Linked DNA regions of Homo sapiens: region 2 is linked to region 1. Evidence: read pairs that join two places in POLR2A ChIA-PET (ENCODE). Cell type or tissue: CD4-positive, alpha-beta T cell. All regions are shown on one strand. Links, peaks and the distances in the headings refer to the core of each region. The heading gives the core; the rest is flanking DNA.

The links. Peaks named below come from ENCODE experiments on the same cell type or tissue, not always from the same donor. Only the 100,000 strongest peaks of a DNase experiment are listed, where the experiment ranks them.
Region 2: POLR2A ChIA-PET joins it to region 1 with 10 read pairs; 3 of 35 experiments call an interaction of 5 or more read pairs at or near these places.

The regions. Positions count from the first base shown.
Region 1 is chr6:107,783,263-107,789,947 of GRCh38, reverse strand. The region is part of intron 1 of SCML4 (Scm polycomb group protein like 4); the gene reads left to right. Among named protein-coding and RNA genes, the nearest start is that of SCML4, 38 kb to the left of the region's middle. In CD4-positive, alpha-beta T cell, for the core only: no CTCF peak of the experiment used is centred there; DNase peaks (open chromatin) are centred at 2,537 and 3,577; H3K4me3 peaks cover 1,090 bases; H3K27ac peaks cover 2,449 bases.
Region 2 is chr6:107,709,718-107,716,402 of GRCh38, reverse strand. All of the region lies in intron 6 of SCML4 (Scm polycomb group protein like 4), which reads left to right. Among named protein-coding and RNA genes, the nearest start is that of SCML4, 110 kb to the left of the region's middle. RefSeq lists a silencer at 2,894-3,003. In CD4-positive, alpha-beta T cell, for the core only: no CTCF peak of the experiment used is centred there; DNase peaks (open chromatin) are centred at 2,982, 3,295 and 3,562; H3K4me3 peaks cover 304 bases.

The sequences.
Region 1 (6,685 bases), core at 1,452-3,951:
TTGCCTTAAAGTCTTGTAGTGAGAATTTAATAAAATAATATATGCATGTATGTACGTTTTATTAATTCATTTATTCACCCACTATTTGTTGCTTTGCTGGTCCTGTGAGCTGGGCCCTGTGTGCAGTGGTGTGTGTCAGGATCAGTGCCCACAGCCCGGGGGACATGAGTGTGAGGGGAGAGGCCACCAAGGCTGGGAATCCTCCCTTCCACAGGTGTGGTGCTCTGAGGGAAGGAGGACTTGTTCAGGGACGACTCAGAGATGAATCTGGTGGTTTTGCTGTGGGCCGGCAGGCCTGGTCTCCAGAGATTCTGTGTTTGTGATTATTGGCCACTGTCTTTGTCTGGACTAAGTGTGTGTGGTGGCTGTTTCTTCCTGTGTGACCTGCCCATGTATCCTAGGCTCCTCGATTCTGGGAGACTGCGATGGAGAAGCTGTGTGTCAACGACGCAGGACATAGGGAATTCAGCCGTGCGCTGTCTGCACACCACAACATGCCAGAGGAACCCGCCTGGAAAGGGACCTGTGTTTATGCGGGGCAGTGGGGAGGCAGGATGGGCTGGGACTCAGAGGAGATGTGATGACCAGAGGTGCTCCGCTTCCCTCCCGTCTACCCACAAACATCCAAGGAAGGGATCTTTCTGGGTTCATCTTCACGTCCCTGTGCTCTGCTTAGTGTCTGGCCACTCTAGGTCCCCAGAAAATATTGTCAAATGATTGAAGGGATGATTGAGGAGAGAAAGAGAATAGTCCACTTCTGGCCAGTACTTCCCTTTGAGGGTTAAGAATTCGCTTTTGACCTTGGTCTTGCAGTACTTGTGAAGCCTGCGGAACCAACAGGCTGTGTAAGAGTGGCCACTGAGGGACATGGGCCAGAGAAGTAGTGACCTGCCCACAGTGTCCCTGGTGGAGCAACGCTGGGACTGTGCCTATCAGGACAGCTGAGAAGCCTTTGTGATACTTGGTGACCAGAAGCAAATTAGGCTGCATTTTGTCTTCTTTCCTGTAAGTCAGGGAAACACACACTGGGGGAGAGTTTTCCTATGCTCCTTGCTCCAGCCCCCACTCTTTCACCCATTCTGTTCTCAGACCTGGTGACATTTTACTTTCCTAGTATTTGAAGACCCTGGGCTTTTTCTTTGTGAAATAAGAGGGGAGAATAAACCGGTGTGTAGTGACTGTACATACAATGATGGCGACAGTGTCAGGCACCACCAGTACCCTAGCCTTCCTCCCTGGCTCACAGCTTTCTAGAGAGCTCTAAAACCCTCCCTAATACCAGGGTGTTGGTAGCAGCTTCACCCCCATGAGATGGGCATCATCTAGATGGGAGACAAGACTAACGTGATGCTCTGTAGAAAAAGATGAGGAATGTCGCATTGTCTGGATGGGTGTATTTCTTTTGCTTGGCAAATAAAAAGAAATGATCTGTCTTTATGTTGCCTTTAGGGACACTGCAAACAAGATGGTTGGAAATAGAGTTTCTATTGACTCTCTGTTCTCTACAAAGAGAACAAAAGAAAATAATTACCCAGGAAGAATAGTAATTTGTATCACACAGGGTTTACCAATTATGACAGGATCTCATGGTCATTTTCTCATGGGATCCTTATGGCAGCCTGGTGACATGGCTCTGGCAAGTACTGAAGTCTCCGTTTGACAGGGCAGGACACTGATACCCAAGAGTCACTCTGCTATTCTGCTTACTGCCCACTGCAATGCAAAGCCAGCTTTCCTGGTCCTTGCAGAAACATGGTCCTTGTCTATTGGGGAAGCAAAGCTTTCAGCTACCAAATGTGGAGAAACAAAATCAATTTCACGATAACTGTGCACTTGCTCTTGCCTTTTACCTCTAAATGCATCTTTCCTTGACCTGCACAAGAGGTGAAGGCATTGGTCCTGGTGCTGTTTTCATGTTTATTTTCTGCTGATTGTTCCCTGGGTCCGAGGTGGTATCTTTCTTAGACAGTTCTTGGAGGGCAAACATTGGGTTGCTATGTGTCATTACATAGCAGTAACAAAGTGTTTTAGATACTTCAGTGTTTTCCAAAGAGTATCATATGAAGGTATCATAGTTACACATTTCTGTACTTCAGGATGAGCATCTATATGCCTGAAAATCTGTGTGAAAATGTCTGTTGGAATTCCTTGAAGAATTCACAACCCCACCCCCGCAAGACTGGTGAATGGATTCCTACTTGGCAAGGTGCCGACTTGGAGAGTTGTGATTTGTGTTATTTGAATCTTGTTGCTTTATTGTTGAAGTTGTAAGAATTTTTATTAGCAAAGTATGTGAAAGGAATCTAGCTATACTGTTGGTTTATATTACAAAAAATCATCTTGAAAAGAGAATTTGCTTTATAGATAAAGATTGAACTAGAAACAACCCAAACACCAAACCACCAGCGCTTTCTCAAAACTAAATGTAAAGTATAAATAGAGAACAAAACAGGAAATAGTGGTTTGCAAAAATATATATATATGTGTGTGTGTAGCTGCATTCTAAGGTGTCTTTCCTTACACTGTGGGATGTGAGTGCCGAGGCTGAGTGACAGTCGCAGCTGCTGCCTCCTTAGCAGAGACAAGTGTCTCGCAGCAATTGCTGTCTTACTGCTGCCTGCAACCACTCTTTAGCAATCTTCAAAAAAAAATTCGGATCAGCTCTGTAGGCAATAAATAATTATGTTGTTCTATTCACCCGGTTATTTCATGCCCAGAGAGTTGACTGGGTTACTTTATACCATCCAAGCTTTCATGTTGTATCAGTCCCATTTCTTTATATCCTATAGAGACATGGAGATGTGGCCTGAAGGATCAGATTTCTCTCCTGTCCCCCAGCCAGCTCTGTTGCCAGCTCTCTGAATTCTGTCCAGGGCCGACACAGGGAGACAGCTGTAGGGAGTTATGCAGAGAGCTCTGGGGTGGAATCTACCCTCTGCCCACTAATGGGTGATCTCATGTAGCCTCTCTGGGCCTTAGCTCCTCATCTGGAAATCCGAGGACAGTAATGCTTATCTCAAAACCATTGTGAAAATTAAAAGAGATGAAGTAGGCGAAGAGCCATCTTGGCAGCATGGGATGCTCTGCGTCTTATTGCAGTGGCCTTGTTGTTGGAAAGTGGTTGCTGAGTCCTCTGCAGGTAAATTTCTGAGCCTGGTGGCCACTACTAAAAACAAAAGACAAGTACCCTGGGCTGGACTCTGCTGCCTCAGTGCTAAGGAATAGGAGGAGTCCTGGAAGAGGGCTGGGACACTGATCGTCCATTCATTTGTTCATACATCATTTATTTAATAAATATTTGTCAATCCTTAAGATGTGCCAGACACTGAACCAGGTGGGGATAGATGGAAGAAGACACAGAGCCTTCTCCAAGGAGCTCAAGCATATTAGAACAGAGAGACAGGGATGCCAATAAACAGAATAACATGTTGTAGGTGCTGTGATAGAAATGGGTCAATTACAGCCACAAGAAAGGATGTAGAATAGAAAGATTCTGTCCAAGTAGCAATTTTCAGGCAAGACTGTGGGGGAGGAGCCTCTGGAAAGCCACTTCCTTGAGAAACACAAATTTTTGTAGGTGGCTCCTTTTCATCTAGCCAGGGGAAACCACTCACATTTCAGGCAGAAACTGACACTGGTGGGAGAGAGGATAAGCTCCCTCTTGCTGAGCAAAGAACAAGTAATGCCTCTTCTTTGACTCCAACCTTAGACAAAACCATGAGTGGGGGCCCCAGATTAGAAGCTTCTGAGACCTGCTGCGATCCAACTCACTTGAGTTCTCATTGTAGCTTTGATTCAGATTAGAAGCAGGTCAGTTTCATTATTCCAGAAGACTTTCTTAGACTTGGAAATAATAATGAAAGCCTTCTGGAATGAGCTAGGAGTAGGGAAAGTGGGACTGCAGGGCTGCACACAGGGGAGCCTTCAGCCTAGCTGTCCTAGATGTCCTCTAGGGTTGGTAGCAAAATGGGAGCACCCCAAGGCCCCCTTGGAGTACTAGGCTGCAAGGAGCTAGTGAGGGTGAGGTGCGGAGGAGCTGTCAGGCAGGGTATGCGCCAGGCTCTGCCCCTCCCTTGGCTGTTTTGTGGCCCTGGAAAACCTCAGCCTCGTAGGACCTCTCTTTTTTTCTGAGCATCCTGGGCTCTTAGGTCATTATCCGTGAGATACTAGTTGCTTCAGAACTGTCCTCCTGCCATATCATGTACAGATGTCTCCTCTCCCTTACTAGCTATTTAACTTCTCAAAGTCAGGAGGGGAGTGCAGAGGACAGGCTCCACCACAGCACCCCGGTGACCTTGCACATCTCCACATGGGCCACATAGGCAAGGCTGGACCACGGCTGATCTCAGTCCTGGAAGAGTGACCTGTGATCCTCTCTGAGCATGAGAGTGTGGGAGGCTTGGGAGGTGCTACTACAAGGCCATTGGCCACTCACCCCTCTATCCACCCAGGAGGCTGTCACTAGATGTTTCTCACTGCCTTCTGGGTGCTTAGGAGATGGGAGGCTTTCTGCCTCACCCTGTCTAAGGGCACAGCTGCAGGCTACGAAACTGATTCGCTGCAGCCTGAGATCAGCTCCTCAGCAGTGGGGCGCAACAGCACTCGGATCGCAGTCACCTTGTTCCTGCAGGTTTTGTGTTGTCCTCTAGGACAAGGGACACAGGGAGTTGGTCCTCTTCTTGCTTTTGCTGTCTAAGTGAGAAACTGAGCCCTTAAAGCGTTTGTTTAAAGTCCTACTCATAGAAGAAGAATGCACTCCTTGACCCAAATACAACTCTGGACCGGGAAGATACAAATAAGAAAATTAGAAAATAAAATAAAGAAAATAAATAAACCAGGCGTGTCTGTCAGCTTTGTTTAACAGGGAGTTGAGAGATCTGAACCTGTACAGTATGGGGCCGAGGCCCAGAATGGTGAAGTGACTTGTCTCTGTCTCAGCTAGCTAGGAGTAGAGCCAGCACTAAAGTCCAGCCCCCTAAGTCCAGGGTCATGTCCACTAGCACCTGGTACTATGCCTCATGTGCCATAAACACCCACTGAAATGGTTGCTGGTCTGCTCAGCCAAACCACTGGGGTGATTAGGATCCCAGTCAGGGCAAATGCACACACCACGGGCCGTGATGAGTGCAGCCCCCACATATGGGCTTGTGATTTGGAGTCTTTTCAGGGTCCAGAGTACCTGACTCATTTCACCTCCCACGCACTAGGGCAGCTGGCCCTGGCTGATCAAAAGCTGAGGATATCAGAGCCACTCACTCATTTAGATTGACTTTATTGGATTGTTTTTATTTTTTAAAAATATACAACATTCAAATGGTAAAAAAGAGTATGCAGAGAAAAAAACCGTTCCTCTCTCTCCAGTCCTTAGAACCTCATTTCCTCTCCCCACCCCAGCAAGAGACAATTGCTACTATTGTAAAAATGCTTCCAGTGGTATCTTATGCATCCATAAGCATACATGCATGTATAGATGTGAAATGCTTACATGCATCTTCTTTACCCACTGTATGATAGCATGCTATACATGCCACTGTGTAAATTTCCACATTTATCTTAAAAGTCATTCTCTCTCATTTCTTTTATCCATGATTCTGCTGACCACATCAGTGGCAGAGAACATTGCATCTTCCCCATCCTCTGGGTCCCTTCTCTTGACTTACGGGTTTTGCCTGCAGGTGTATCTCCAGGTGTGGCCACAGAGAGACAGACTCCATGCTTTAAAATAATAGGAAAGATAGGAATTTCCCTTTCTTACAAGTTTTCCCATTCTGCCCGGTCACGAACTGGTCTCAAGGGCAGGCAGATGCTGTCCTTTTCATGTCTGTCTGTTGGGGTCTAAGTAGGAAATCTCTTTAGTATTTAAGGCATTGAGTATTTAATGCAGGAAATGGTCGCACAGTGATGAGCCAAAACAAGAGACTGGGCACTCAGCCACTGTCCCTGCAGCTGCAACCACCCCTAAGCTTGAGGGGCAGGGGCAGGAGGTGGCAGGACAGAAACGAGGACCAGGTCGCCCAGCAGAGCTTGGCACTGTTTGGGCCTGTTCAGAGGGAGCTGGAGCCATGGACCAGGAGCAGTTTCTAGTAGGGACCTAGCCAAGCAAAGATGGGGATTTCACCAGAGATGGGAATTTCACCAAAGATGGGCTTCACCCATCCCAACCTCTACCTCCAAACTCAGACCAGCACCTCCCATCAGGCAAACTCAGACCAGCACCTGCCATCAGGCAAACTCAGACCAGCACCTGCCATCAGGTAAACTCAGACCAGCACCTGCCATCAGGCAAACTCAGACCAGCACCTGCCATCAGGCAAACTCAGACCAGCACCTGCCATCAGGCAAACTCAGACCAGCACCTCCCATCAGGCAAACTCAGACCAGCTCCTCCCATCAGGCAAACTCAGACCAGCACCTGCCATCAGGCAAACTCAGACCAGCACCTCCCATCAGGCAAACTCAGACCAGCACCTGCCATCAGGCAAACTCAGACCAGCACCTGCCATCAGGCAAACTCAGACCAGCACCTGCCATCAGGCAAACTCAGACCAGCACCTCCCATCAGGCAAACTCAGACCAGCTCCTCCCATCAGGCAAACTCAGACCAGCACCTGCCATCAGGCAAACTCAGACCAGCACCTCCCATCAGGCAAACTCAGACCAGCACCTGCCATCAGGCAAACTCAGA
Region 2 (6,685 bases), core at 1,913-4,412, 74 kb after region 1:
ATAAAGAAAAAGAGGTTCAAGAGAAGGTAAATCAAGTGTTAAGCCAGGATCTGACTTCAGTGGGCTCCAAAGCCTGTCTTTCAAAACAACCCCAGGGGTTTTCAAATCATGCCTGATGGCTTTCAAGGTTCTAAGAGATGGAGAAGATGGAACAAGAGCAGACAGGACTCCAGGTGCCCTCCCTCTCTTTAAGCAGGGCCTTTTCACATTTGCAGAGTGGGGTTCTATATGTGCTTTGCTTAAACAAAATTTGCACAACTAAAAATGTTTGGAAACCATGGAGATAAAAACCATGCTGACTTGAGTGGCAGGATGTTAAAGTGGGAGAGAAACCGCCAGCGTCCTCACCCATTTCTCACCTAGCTGTCAGCCTAGTGCCTGCTGTGGGTCCCCCCACACCCCACCCTCCCACCCAAATGACTGTTCAATATTGCTCTGAAGTTCCATCCCAAGTAAAAAGCAGTTATCATCAAAAAAACCATACCTCTTTAAGGGAGTTTGACCCAAGTCATAAACCATGGAAGAGACTTAGAAATGGCATTTTCCCCATGGTACTAATCAAAATGGTTTAAAACCACAAAAGCCAGAAAACTGCATGAGGCTGCAGGCAGAAGGGTGGGTATTGATGACTTGACAAACTCCTCAGCCTTCTCTCTCTGGCGGTACTTACCTTTAGCTTCCTGCAGTTGTGATATATCACGTCTGTCTCCGCTGCCAGTGGGCTCCAAGGGGATGTGTTCACAGGGCACATTTTCCTGGTGTCTGCTGATGCTCTGGTGAAAGTTTGAGAGCTCTTCCTTGTCTCTCATCCAAGATATAATCACCAAGAGCTATAAAGAGGTTTTGGATAACAAAAGCTTCCTGACTTGGGCATTTAACAAGACACACTGTAGAATTCCCAACCACAACTAGGTCCAAGATTCAGAATCAAGAAACGAAGTCAATCTGATATTGCTATTACAACCCAAATGCCTCCTGTGGTTGGATTTTTATTTGATAGGGCCTGGCATTGGGTGAGGGATGGAGACAATTTAGCTAGAAAAAGAAGAATGAGAACAGCATTGTATGTGAGGAGGTGAAGCGGACAAAAGCATGGCAAGAGCTGATTAATTAAAGAGTTTGTGTAGGGGCCAGACGCAGTGGCTCACACCTGTAATCCCAGCACTTTGAGAGGCAGAGGTGGGCGGATCATCTGAGGTCAGGAGTTCAAGACCAGCCCAGTCAATATGGTGAAACCCCGTCCCTACTAAAAATACAAAAATTAGCTGGGTGTGGCGGCACATGCCTGTAATCCCAGCTACTCGGGAGGCTGAGGCTCGAGAATCGCTTGAACCTGGGAGGTGGAGGTTGCACTGAGCCGAGATCATGCCACTGCACTGCAGCCTGGATGACAAAGCGGGACTTCATCTCAAAAAAAAAAAAAAATAAAGGGTTTGTGCAGGGACACCAGGGAAACCATGCTGGGAGGTTTGGGATCCATTTCAAGCAGATGGGGCTTTGCTCTGTAGTAACTGTAAACCAGACATTTCTGAACAGGGGAGTGAGCTGGTGGCCCTGGGATTTAGGAAAACAAATCTACTGGCCATTTATGGAATGACATCATCATAATAAGAAGAACAGCAACTACCTAATGAGTAATCCTGTTTAATGCTTTACAACATTATGCCATTTAATCCTTGCAACAGCTCAACGAGGTGTTTTATAGAGCAGGCAGTTAAGACTCAGGTTTTGGTTGGTCCTAGCCAGCAGAGACTTCCTGGGCACAGTGTGCCAGGGGCTCTTCTCACATCTGAGGACAGAGCTGTGAACAAGATGGACACCGGCCCTGTTCTCTGAGGGTTTGCAACTCCAGGGAGACAAATGTCAACAAATTATTACACTAATTTCATTACAATTGTGATGATTGCTGTCAGGGAGAAGTGTGGATGCTGTGGGAGAATCAGATGGGGAGGGAGTGGCTGAGCCTACCCTTCGGAGTCTGGAAAGGCTTCCCAGAGAAGGGGCAGTGGAGCTGGCTGGAATAAGCAGGAGGAAAGACAACCAGGGAGGGTCAGTAGGGAGGAGGGATGGCTGGAGGCTTCCCAGCAGAGGTAACAGTGCTTGCTAGGAGGTCACAGTGTCTTCTGGTGGCCAAGAAGGAATCTCGCTCAGCTCAGCTTGACTTCAAGCCCATGGTCTCTCCTTGTTTCTAGAGACATGCTCTCTCCTCACACAGGCAGGCCAGCTGGTCTCAAATAATTGAAAAGAAAAATCTGATTAAACTCTAAGGATTGAGTGGGCTCTCTTCCCTCTCATCTCTCTCACCACATGGCATCTTGAAAACTCTGGATAGAGTGAGTGATGCTTGCCTATAATCCCAGCTACTCGGGAGGCTGAGGCAGGAGAATCACTTGAACCTGGGAGGCGGAGGTTGCAGTGAGCCGAGATCACCCCACTGCACTCCAGCCTGGGCAACAGATAGAAATAATGAAAAACAGCACTGTTTCAAGCCATGTGATTTTGCCATAATCGTGGGCTAATCTGGGCATGTCACACATTTGATATGGCATTGTATCTAGAAAGGATGCATCTAGTGGGAGCAGGTCACTTGGAGATGCTGAGAACAGATCTCCCTCCCCTTCCCCTTGCCAGCCCCGGTCCTCCCAACCCAGTTCCAGGTGCCAGAAACCAAGAGGGCCTGGGCAGCTCACAGGCAGCCTGAGGACACAGGGGTCCCTGTCGGAGACAATGACCTTCCTGTCTTTAAGATTCTTATGGTCAGGCTCCAGCCCTGAGACACATTCTCTTGATTCTTAAAATATTCTTAAGAAGCAGCAAATAATATTCACAATTTATAGATGAAGACAATGAGGTCCGTAGAGAATGATCAGAGCCCAGGAGGGACGGGAAGCCTGGCTGTGGCTGCACTCGGTGTGTTTTGCATGTGGACACACTGATGCAGCCTTCAGCTGTGGGAGGAAGTGACTCCCTTAGTGGGAACAGCCTGAGGTGGGAGGGGTTACACAGTGTCATAAGGGGCTGGCAGGGGCTTAGAGATCAAGCCCTTTTATTTTACAACAGAGAAGCAGAGAGTCGATCACATGGCTGGTGGGTGGCAGGGGTTTCTGACTCCCAGCTCACTGCTAATTCCGCTCCTCCACATGACTCTGTTGTTAGCTAAAGAGTTTCTCCTGAATTATGAATGAGTGAAAGGAAATTATGTACGTATGGATGTGCTCATGGGCATGTGTAAGGCAGAGGGAGATTCACAGAGAGTGTGCAAGTACCTGTGCTGTGAGAATCAGGATTGCTTTGAAACACTGACTCATAGTCATCCTAGCTCTGGTAAATGTGAGTTCAGCTTTAGAAACAAGCATATTTAATCCATTCATAACTAGGTTTCACTTTTCACATGCCTCTGGCAGGGAATGACAAGACCAAGCACGATGTCCTCATTGGAGAACTCTGCCTGCTCACAAAGGTGTCTGGCCAGTGCTTCTTGGCATGCTCTGTCTGCTTAGGAGCAAGACTTTTCCACATCCATCATGTCTTACTGTTGATCTATCACATCTGCCTGCTGCAGCTGCACCAGGCTCCACCCATCTGTCTTCCTGACACCTTCGCTGCAGCTGGAGAGGGAGTGGCTAGTGTATTTATTATTTTTGTGAGCACAGACCACTGTGAGGCTCTGCAAACCTGCCACTGGAAAGCTCCATTTTTCTTCCTTTCTAAAGCGAATCTATGTGCTTTGGATCAGGAGCAGCTCCCGAGGTGTGACTTAGGCTGCCTGCTGCCCTCTGTCTTGTATGACTAAAAGGCCCCCTAAGAAACACGCCCGAGCCAGGCCCCTGCTGCCTCTGCTCCATCCTGGAAAAGTGAAAAGTGCCCACAGCAAGCCCTAGGTACCAGGAACAGAGCCCACTTTGCCATCTCAGTTATCTCTTTCCCTCCACAGCAATCGTCCTGAGAGCCTCCTCCTTAAAGACAAACCAGCCACCTGGCTCAGCCCTTCAACACTGTAGTTGAAGGGAAAGTGTTTCCCTGACCTAGCTCAAAGGACTCTAGGTTCCTGTGAATGATGCTGTTAATTGGTCTGGGTTTTCCCCCCTTCCTGTCAAATGCAGGAAATTAGATTTGACCTCTGCTCTGATCACTCTAAAATTATTCTTGGCACTAAAGACTTCCAGCCTTTGTAATCAGAGCATCTATTTTCACCCTGATTAACGCCAATGTTCTGATGGGGCAGGATCCAAAGGCAATGTGATTTCCGTGATTCCTCGTCCCCATGTTGAGTGCAGATGTCTTTAAATGGAGTGAAATCATCTTTAATAAGTGTGGATCGGCATTCAGATGGCTCCAGGGTGCATTAACAGATTCCCAGAAAAATGCCCCGTGCCAAACCACCTTATGGGACCCTTCCAGGTCCCACAAGGAAGAGGCAGGGAAGATCTCAAAGTCAATCCAATTCTCAGCCAAACCATTATGTGTTTAGGACAGACGCAGAAATGTGATGCTGTATTCTCCTCAGTGCTAATGGAGCAGCATGCACGTCTCAGGCACATTAAAAGGAGGAAGGAGACAGAGACAGCAGAAAGCCACTGTGCCCCGAGATCTAAAGAAGGGAAATAAAGTGAAGGCTTCTCAACTTCTAACTAGAATTCTTCTGTAGGAAAGCCGCTTCATTGTTCAGAGCCTTGTCTTTTTTCTAGCCTTAAAATAGAAGTAAAGATTACACACACAGGCTTTTGTATAAGTTACCGAGACTGTGTCTGCAGAGTATATTGATTCATCTCACATTTATCAAGTCCTATTTATAAACACAGTCATGCATCACTCAATGGGATACATTCTGGGAAATGCATCCTTAGGTCATTTCAATGTTGTGTGAAAATCATAGGTTGTACTTGCACAAACCTAGATGGTATAGTCTACTACACACCTAGGCGGTGTGGTACAGCCTATTGCTTTTAGGCTACAAACCTGTACAGCATGTTACTGTACTGAATACTGGAGAAAATTGCAACACAAATCACTAGGCGATAGGAACTAGAATCATTATCATCTTATGGGACCACCGTCCTTAGGCGGTGCATGACTGTATATGTACTCTGAGCCATGGAGGAGTCAATGATTATAACCCCTGTCATGAGAGGATCACATTTGTATTTTTCACCAAACGCTTCACCTAGCACCTGGTACAGAAAAGGTGCTCAATCAATGTTTGTTTTTATAGAGCAGGCAGTTAAGACTCAGGTTTTGGTTGGTCCTAGCCAGCAGAGACTTCCTGGGCACAGTGTGCCAGGGGCTCTTCTCACATCTGAGGACAGAGCTGTGAACAAGATCATGCCACTGCACTGCAGCCTGGGTGACAAAGCGGGACTTCATCTCAAAAAAAAAAAAAGAGTTTGTGCAGGGACACCAGGGAAACCATGCTGGGAGGTTTGGGATCCATTTCAAGCAGATGGGACTTTGCTCTGTAGTAACTGTAAACCAGACATTTCTGAACAGGGGAGTGAGCTGGTGGCCCTGGGATTTAGGAAAACAAATCTACTGGCCATTTATGGAATGACATCATCATAATAAGAAGAACAGCAACTACCTAATGAGTAATCCTGTTTAATGCTTTACAACATTATGCCATTTAATTCTTGCAACAGCTCAACGAGGTGTTTTATAGAGTGAGTGGGAGGCATGATCTCGGCTCAATGCAACCTCCACCTCCCAGGTTCAAGCGATTCTCGAGCCTCAGCCTCCCGAGTAGCTGGGATTACAGGCATGTGCCGCCACACCCAGCTAATTTTTGTATTTTTAGTAGGGACGGGGTTTCACCATATTGACTGGGCTGGTCTTGAACTCCTGACCTCAGATGATCCGCCCACCTCTGCCTCCCAAAGTGCTGGGATTACAGGTGTGAGCCACTGCGTCTGGCCCCTACACAAACTCTTTAATTAATCAGCTCTTGCCATGCTTTTGTCCGCTTCACCTCCTCACATACAATGCTGTTCTCATTCTTCTTTTTCTAGCTAAATTGTCTCCATCCCTCACCCAATGCCAGGCCCTATCAAATAAAAATCCAACCACAGGAGGCATTTGGGTTGTAATAGCAATATCAGATTGACTTCGTTTCTTGATTCTGAATCTTGGACCTAGTTGTGGCTGGGAATTCTACAGTGTGTCTTGTTAAATGCCCAAGTCAGGAAGCTTTTGTTATCCAAAACCTCTTTATAGCTCTTGGTGATTATATCTTGGATGAGAGACAAGGAAGAGCTCTCAAACTTAGCTCTCATCCTTAGGAAATAAAAATCTAACTAGAGGTTATAGAGAAGTTCATAAATAATTGTACTACAAAGTGGAATGTGAAAGCACCTTAAGAGATAGATGAACAAATAAAGATGTAGGAATAAAGGGGTAGGAAGCCGGGTGCTGTGGCTCATACCTGTAAACCCAGCACTTTGGGAGGCCAAGATGGGTGGATCACCTGAGGTCAGGAGTTCCCAACCAGCCTGACCAACATGGTGAAACCCCATCTCTACTAAAATACAGGAATTAGCTGGGCGTGATGGTGGGCGCCTGTAATCTCAGATACTTGGAAGGCTGAGGCAGGAGAATCACTTGAACCCGGAAGGTGGAGGTTGTAGTGAGCAGAAATCAGGCCACTGCACTCCAGCCTGCGCAACAAGAGTGAAACTCTGTCTCGAAAAATAAA